Linked DNA regions of Homo sapiens: region 1 is linked to region 2. Evidence: read pairs that join two places in POLR2A ChIA-PET (ENCODE). Cell type or tissue: GM12878. All regions are shown on one strand.

The links. Peaks named below come from ENCODE experiments on the same cell type or tissue, not always from the same donor. Only the 100,000 strongest peaks of a DNase experiment are listed, where the experiment ranks them.
Region 1: POLR2A ChIA-PET joins it to region 2 with 7 read pairs; 4 of 35 experiments call an interaction of 5 or more read pairs at or near these places.

Annotation. Positions count from the first base shown.
Region 1 is chr17:59,010,667-59,014,666 of GRCh38, reverse strand. It overlaps TRIM37 (tripartite motif containing 37), which reads left to right. Exons shown (of 24, transcript NM_015294.6): 22 at 2,221-2,339. Among named protein-coding and RNA genes, the nearest start is that of TRIM37, 94 kb to the left of the region's middle. In GM12878, no CTCF peak of the experiment used is centred here; no DNase peak of the experiment used is centred here.
Region 2 is chr17:59,123,374-59,127,373 of GRCh38, reverse strand. All of the region lies in intron 2 of SKA2 (spindle and kinetochore associated complex subunit 2), which reads left to right. Among named protein-coding and RNA genes, the nearest start is that of MIR454, 12 kb to the left of the region's middle. RefSeq lists an enhancer at 2,621-2,670. In GM12878, no CTCF peak of the experiment used is centred here; a DNase peak (open chromatin) is centred at 2,493; H3K27ac peaks cover 948 bases.

The sequences.
Region 1 (4,000 bases), 110 kb after region 2:
TGTCACAGGCATTTATATATATTTTGTATGAAACAAAGCACTTACAGCAACTTTAACACTGCTTTTCTGCTTTTATCTCATCTTTCTTCTCTCCTGTTATCAAAGTATCCTCAAAACTTATAGTTGGAATTTCCCAAAAAGATATATAGTAGTTAACACGTTTATCTCTCCCCTAGGAGACATAAACTCAAATCCCCGGCATGGCAATTAAACTTCCATCTATTCAAAAGATAGAGTGATTATGGATATTGGCTATGGATGTGGCAGATGATTAGCCATTAATATCCATCTGCTTATCTATTTTATGGATATTAAACCTATTTCTAAATTTAAACAATGAAATAGTTCTATTTTGGAGACCCTGAAAAGAATTTTACCTAAATTGGAGAAAGATTAACACCCTTTAAGTTTACTTAATTTTATATAGTCAAGGTCTGGCTCATTACCAAAACTACAAGATCAGCTGGTGGTTTAGCTTTCTGGCTCAAGTTTCAGTAGTAGAAAGGTGTTAAAATCACTGGAGATTATCTTGTCTTCCCTACGTACTACCTAACCTGATGTTTTATACATTTCTTCAAATTAAAGTGCAACTAGCTCTTATATTTTATTTGCTATGGAGATATTTTTATCTGCCTTTAGTCACCACAATTAAATATACATGAACTTAGTTTTTTTTTTTCTAGAGTGTAAAATCCTGTGCAAGTGTGTGCAGCTTGATCCTCATTTTGCAGTTGATTTTATCTGCCAGCCTGGTTCATGTAGGTGCTGTCCAGCTCATGTCTTTTTTTTTCCTGCCTGATTTAAAGTAGTGTAAGCAAAAAGTTTAAATACTAATGAAAGGCTGGGCACAGTGGCACACACCTGTAATCCCAGCACTTTTGGAGGCTGAGGTGGGAAGATGGCCTGAGCCCAGGAGTTTGAGAACACCCTAGGCAACATAGCAAGACCTTGCCTCTGTTTATTTTTTAAATAAAAATAAATATTAAATACTAATGATAAGTGTTTCAAAATGAAAGGAGAAAAGAATAAGTGAAAAATTTCCCATCCTTAACTCCCATGACCTAGTTTTCCAACCCCCTGCCCACACATATTCATGCTGTTATTAATTTTTCATGTGTGCTGTGTCTTCTCAGTTTTTGTGTATATTTAAGGAACTGTGACTATGTAGCTTTTTTAATACAGAAGATGTACTTTATTTTCTCATTCAATAATATCTCTCAGGCCAGGCACGGTGGCTCACACCTGTAACCCCAGCACTTTGGGAAGCTGAGGTGGGCAGATCACTTGAGATCAGGAGTTCGAGCCAGCCTGGCCATCATGGTGAAACACTGTCTCTACTAAAAACAAAGTACAAAAATTGCCGGGCGTGGTGCTGGACACCTGTAATCCCAGCTACTTGGGAGGCTGAGGCAGGAGAATCGCTTGAGCCCAGGAGGCAGCGGTTGCAGTGAGCTGAGATCACATCACTGCACTCTAGCCTGGGTGACAGAGTGAGACTCTATCTCAAATAATAGCAATAATAATATATCTCAAAAGTCTTTCCCTATTAGAACATATTATTTAAAACTTCTATTGGTATTTATAAGTTAAAATTTTATTGAGCTAATTATAGGTTCACATTCAGTTGTAAGAAATAATGCAGAGAGATCCTGTGTATTTTTCTCCCCTAATGATAACATTTTGCAAAACTGTAGTACAATATCACAACCAGGATACCAACATTGATGTAATCCACCATTTCATAACATTTTTTTGTGAATATTTAGTGAAAAAAAAATTTTTTTTTTTTTTGAGACAGAGTCTCACTCTGTTGCCCAGGCTGGAGTGCAATGGTGCAACCTCGGCTCACTGCAACCTCCACGTCCCGGGTTCAAGAAATTCTCTGCCTCAGCCTCCCGAGTAGCTGGGATTACAGGCGCCCACCACCATATCTGGCTAATTTTTGTATTTTTAGTGGAGATGGGGTTTCACCATCTTGGCCAGGCTGGTCTTGAACTCCTACCTCAGGTGATCCACCCACCTTGGCCTCCCAAAGTGCTGGGATTACAGGCATAAGCCACTGTGCCAGGACCTTAGTGAAATATTTTCAGATAAAATTTGAAATTTAGTATTAAGCACCAGAGCACGTACCCTACTTAGTTTGGTGCTCAGTTCAAAAAGAAAATATAGATTATTGTGTCACTAGTTATAGAGAAATATCAAGTTGTTTTCTTCTTTGAGGGCTAATGCTAAAGGAGGTCATCTGGAAGGACTGCAGATGACTGATTTGGAAAATAATTCTGAAACTGGAGAGTTACAGCCTGTACTACCTGAAGGAGCTTCAGCTGCCCCTGAAGAAGGTAAGGAATGATAAACTTATAAGTAAGCAGGAAATGAGAATTCTGTCCCTTTTTTGGTGGTGGGTGGTGGGTGGTGGTGGTGGTGGTGGTGGTGGTGGTGCTGCTGCTGCTGGTGGTAGTGATAGGGATAGGGAGTGGTTGGTTTAATGGAAATGTTACTGAGATCTGCTATTCGACATGCTTGATCTGAACACAACATTCCTTGTGCCACTGAATTTGATTTGCTAAGATACCAAATACAGAGGAAGGCAAAATGGGTAAGTTACTATATAAAAGGACAGGCCTTACTAGAACAGGCATTTGTATGGGGAAAAAATCTGCATATAGTTCATCTGTTCGGTCAATAAATATGTTAAGGCACCTACATACCAGGCATCGAATTTTTGCTAGATTTATTAATACAAAGTTGAATTAGATATGTTCACAATCTAATGGGGAAGATATGCCCTAGAACAACTAATTAGAATAGTAAATGTTAAGTATTTTTTAAAGTCAGTCTTAATTAGTGTCTGTAGATTGCTTTATTCTTCTTAAAGAAGCATTCCAAGTTTTGACCATTTTTTAAATCCTGTATGATGACTGACTTCAGCTTGTTCTCAGCTGTACTTTCTAGTGTTTCTTTTGCATGTTCTTCCAAGTTCATTATTGTTTATCTAAAAGCATAGAAGACATTTTGCAATTTGGGGCAACAGAGGTGCTTAGAACAAGGCTATGTGTATTGCCCTTGCTGTGTCCTTTATAAATTGGTAGAAAAGAATGTCAACTCTCTTAATGATATTTGGCCTTGTAATTTTTTCATTTCTTAGTGAAACTCCACCACCTTCCACCTCTGCACTCATTTGAATTTCAATGATTGATGAATTGTAGCTCAAAGCATACATACAGGTGCCAGCATCTACTCAGCTGCCCTAAGAAGAGGGTGTGTAGGTGGTGGCATTTTCAGGTTTCTCAGTTAAAGAACACTAAATATTTTGGTTTTCTTAATTGGTGCTTCTGTGATGGGCAGCATTATTTCAGTAGAAGAGATTAAATAGAAAAGATTTTTGTAAATGATGTGTTTATTGTTAAAACATCAAGAAAGAAATATTATGATTGAAGATCTTTATAGAATGGGCCTGTGGGGAATACTTTCTTTTTCTGTTGTTTTTTTTTTTTCCCCGAGACGGAGTCTAGCTCTGTTGCCCAGTCTGGAGTGCAGTGGCACAGTCTTGGCTCACTGCAGCCTCCAACTCCCGGGTTCAAGCGATTCTCCTGCCTCAGCCTCTGCATAGCTGGGATTACAGGCGCTTGCCAACACACCTGGCTAATTTTTGTATTTTTAGTAAGAGACGGGATTTCACTGTGTTGGCCAGGCTGGTCTTGAACTCCTGACCTCGTGAACCACTCGCCTCAGCCTCCCAAAGTGCTAGGATTACAGGCGTGAGCCACCAAGGCCGGCCGGGGAATAGTTACTTTCTATGTGTCTCCATACATACTGGATTGTAGTAGCTTAAATTACTACAGAATATGCTGGAATTACAAGCTCATTTTTCTTCCACCAAGCGCAGTGGCTCATGCCTGTAATCCCAGTACTTTGGGAGGCTGAGGCAGGCGGATCACTTGAAGTCAGGAGTTCGAGACCAGCCTGGCAAACATAGTGACACCTCATCTCTACTAAATAT
Region 2 (4,000 bases):
GTAAATAACAACATTTACCATTTTAATATGGTCCAGGCTGAACTCCAATTCCTAGGTTTATCCTCTGGCCTCAATATCCTTAGCAGCTGGGATTACAGGCACGTGTCCTTATACCTGATAGCCATCTTAATCTTTTTTAAGTGAACAGTTCACTGGCATTAACTACATTCACATTATTGTACAATATCACCATCATCAATCTCCAGAAGGTTTTCATCTCCCCACATTGTAACTGTATATCCATTAAACAATAACTCCACGTTCCTTTCTTCCACTCCTAGCAGCCACCATTCTACTTTCTGTCTCTATCAATTTGACTACTCTAGGGACTCATATAAGTAGAATCATATAATATTTGTCTTTTTGTGACTCATGTATGTCACTTATAATGTTCTCAAGATTCATATATAGTGTAGCAGTGTCAGTTTCCTTTCTTTTTAAGGTGGAATAATATTCCATTGAATGTATGTACCACATTTTGTTTATCGATTCATCTGTTAATGGACATTTGGTTTGCTTTCACCTTTTGGCTACTGTGAATAATGCTACTATGAACACTGGTATGCAAGTATCTGTTTGAGTACCTGCTTTCAACTTTCGGGTTTATACCCAGAAGTGCAATTGCTGGATCACATGGTAATTCTGTGTTTCAATTTTTGAGGAAATATGACTTTTTAACTCCTGTAATATTCAATAACTTCAAGAAAATCTCTGCTTTCTCCCTTTTTCGTGTGTTATAGTTGAGAATAAAGCCATGATTTTAATCTTTGTAGATTTGTCCAACATCAGTCTTAATGATTTATATACATGTAAAGGAACAGGAAAGAAAGTAAACAACTAGTTGCAGTAGCCTCTAATACCTCTGTCTGGCGGCAGGGTGGTTATAGTAGTAGTAAATATTTATTGAACATTACTATGTGCCAGCCACTGTGGTGTGTGTGTATGTGTGTGTTTGTATACTCACACCCACATCCATACATATAATTTGGTTTAGCTGCATTATCCTCATTCTAGTACCCCTCGTGATTTGGAGGCAGTCAGTAATTCTGCATAAAAGTCAACATTTTTGGCTAGGATTTGTTTATTTACAGAGAGCTAACAAGAAACTATAAGTTTCTATTACTATATTCTTCAACTTTATTTGTTCCAGAAACATAATTTTATTTATTTATTTATTTATTTATTTATTCATTTATTTATTTTGAGACGGAGTCTCGCTCTGTCGCCCAGGCTGGAGTGCAGTGGCGCGATCTCGGCTCACTGCAAGCTCCGCCTCCCGGGTTCACGCCATTCTCCTGCCTCAGCCTCCCGAGTAGCTGGGACTACAGGCACCCGCCACCAAGCCCGGCTAATTTTTTGTATTTTTAGTAGAGGCGGGGTTTCACTGTGTTAGCCAGGATGGTCTCGATCTCCTGACCTCGTGATCCGCCCTCCTCTGCCTCCCAAAGTGCTGGGATTACAGGCGTGAGCCACCACGCCCGGCAGAGAAACATAATTTTATTTTATGAACATTTTCCCTATAGATTCTTTTAAGCTTAGTAGTATAATTCATTTCCTTTTGTTTCTTTCAAAAGACTTAATTGAACTGAGCTTTTTGTTCATATATTGGCTTTTCTTTTCTCCCATCACCAGCACTATCATTAGCAGAGTATTTTTATGTATTTTTGTAATCATTTTTTTTTTTTTTTTGGAGACGGAGTCTCACCCTGTCGCCCAGGCTGGAATGCAATGGCATGATCTCGGCTCACTGGGTTCAAGTGATTCTCCTGCCTCACCCTCCCGAGTAGCTGGGATTACAGGTACCCGCTACTATCCTGGCTAATTTTTGTATTTTTATTAGAGACGGGGTTTCACCATGTTGGTCAGGCTGGTCTTGAACTCCTGACCTCAGGTGATCCACCAGTCTTGGCCTCCCAAAGCTGAGATTACAGGCGTGAGCCACCTCGCTCAGCCATTCTTGTAACCTTTTATCATCCACTCATGATAACTAAAACCCTAAAATGAATTGAAGTATTATAGGCACAAAATTAACTAAAGTGCAGCACAGTTTACAAACACTAATAAAAGAATCGTAGAGGCTCCTGGCCGGGCGCGGTGGCTCATACCTGTAATCCCAGCACTTTGGGAGGCCAAGGCGGGTGGATCACCTGAGGGCCAGGAGTTCAAGACCAGCCTGACCAACATGGAGAAACCCCATCTCTACTAAAAAAAAAAAAAAAAAAAAAATACAAAATTAGCCAGGCGTAGTGGCGCATGCCTGTAATCCCAGCTACTTGAGAGGCTGAGGCAGGAGAATTGCTTGAACCTGGGAGGCGAAAGTTGCGGTGAGCTGAGATCCCGCCATTGCACTCCAGCCTGGGAAACAAGAGCGAAACTCCATCTCAAAAAAAAAAAAAAAAGAATGTAGTGGTTCCCAACAGCCAGTTACTCAAATAAAACAGGCTATGCGCACAACAGTTTTTCCTTTGTGGTATGGTGCTAAGTCCTAACCACAGTCCTAACCTGTCATAAACAGGCCATAAATGCAAATCATGTTGTCCTAAATTACTCACTGCCATGTCAGTCTTATTGATCGAGCTAATGTCATAAAAACATGTATTATGGGTAGCTGCCCAACTACCCTGTCCTCTCTTTTAGCTCTATGGCCATTTATTTCTTATGCTTTATATACCAACTTTCCTTTCCTAGTTTTGTGAGATCCTCAAGGATTAGTTCTTGTCACTTTTATTTTTTCCTGTATGAATCTGTATTTGGGGAACTCATCATTCTCCTGAGTTATATTAATACATGCAGATCTCTGGGTATTTCACTACTGAGCTACATTCCAGTTACCTAAAGATCATTTATAATTAAGTTACATAATTTATTATCACCTCATGAGGAAGATGACTTCTTCCCTCCTACCAATTTCCCTCCCAATGTTAAACTTTTTTTTTTTTCCCCAGACAGAGTCTCACTCTGTTGTCCAGACTGGAGTGCAGTGGCATGATCATGGCTCACTGCAGCTTTGACCTCCTGGGCTCAGGTGATCCTCCCACCTCAGTCTCCTGCGTAGGTGGAAATACAGGTGTGTGCCACCACACCTGGTTCTAATTTTTTGTATTTTAGTAAGGATGGGGTTTTGCCATGTTTACTAGGCTGGTCTTGCCTGGGCTCAAGTGATCCTCCTGTCTCAGCCTCCCAAAGTGTTGGGATTATAGATGTGAGTCACCACCCCGGCCTAAACTTTTATTTTTGTCAAATTCTTGAATATATTTGAAGAGTTGCAGAAATATAAAGCTTATAATTACAAAGAATAATGCTTCACACTCCCACCCTCAAGAAGGATACCACTCATCTCAGTGTCTTATGGTATTTCCTTTATATTTCTAAATAGTTTTCCTTGTACTGCATCTTTATTTTTCCTGATCTGAAACATCTACTAATTTCCTGGATACGAACTGTTATACTTCACATCCTGGCTCTGCCTCTTATTAGCACTGTGATTTTAGCCAAGTCAGTTAACCTTTCTGTACTTTAATTTCCTCATCTGTAAAATGGGAATATTACTATGTACCTCAGAGATTGAGAGAAAATAAAATTAGTTAACATATATAACTGTTTAGTCCAGAGTAAGTGCTATACATTAGCTGTTATCATTAATAATAATTTCCTACTATAGGCCTGATGTAGTAGCTCACACTTGTAGTCCCAGCTACTTGGGATGCTGAGGTGGGAGGATCACTTGAGCCCAGTAGTTCAAGTGAGCTATGATTGCACCACTGCACTCCAGCCTAGGTGACAGAGTAAGATTCTAACTTTTTTTTTTTTTTTTCCTGAGACAGAGTCTTGCTCTGTTGCCCAGGCTGGAGTGCAGTGACATGATCTTGGCTCACTGCAACCTCCGCCTCCCAGGTTCAAGCGATTCTCCTGCCTCAGCCTCCTGAGTAGCTGGGATTACAGGCACATGCCACCCTGCCCAGCTAATTTTTGTATTTTTAGTAGATTCAGGGCTTCACCG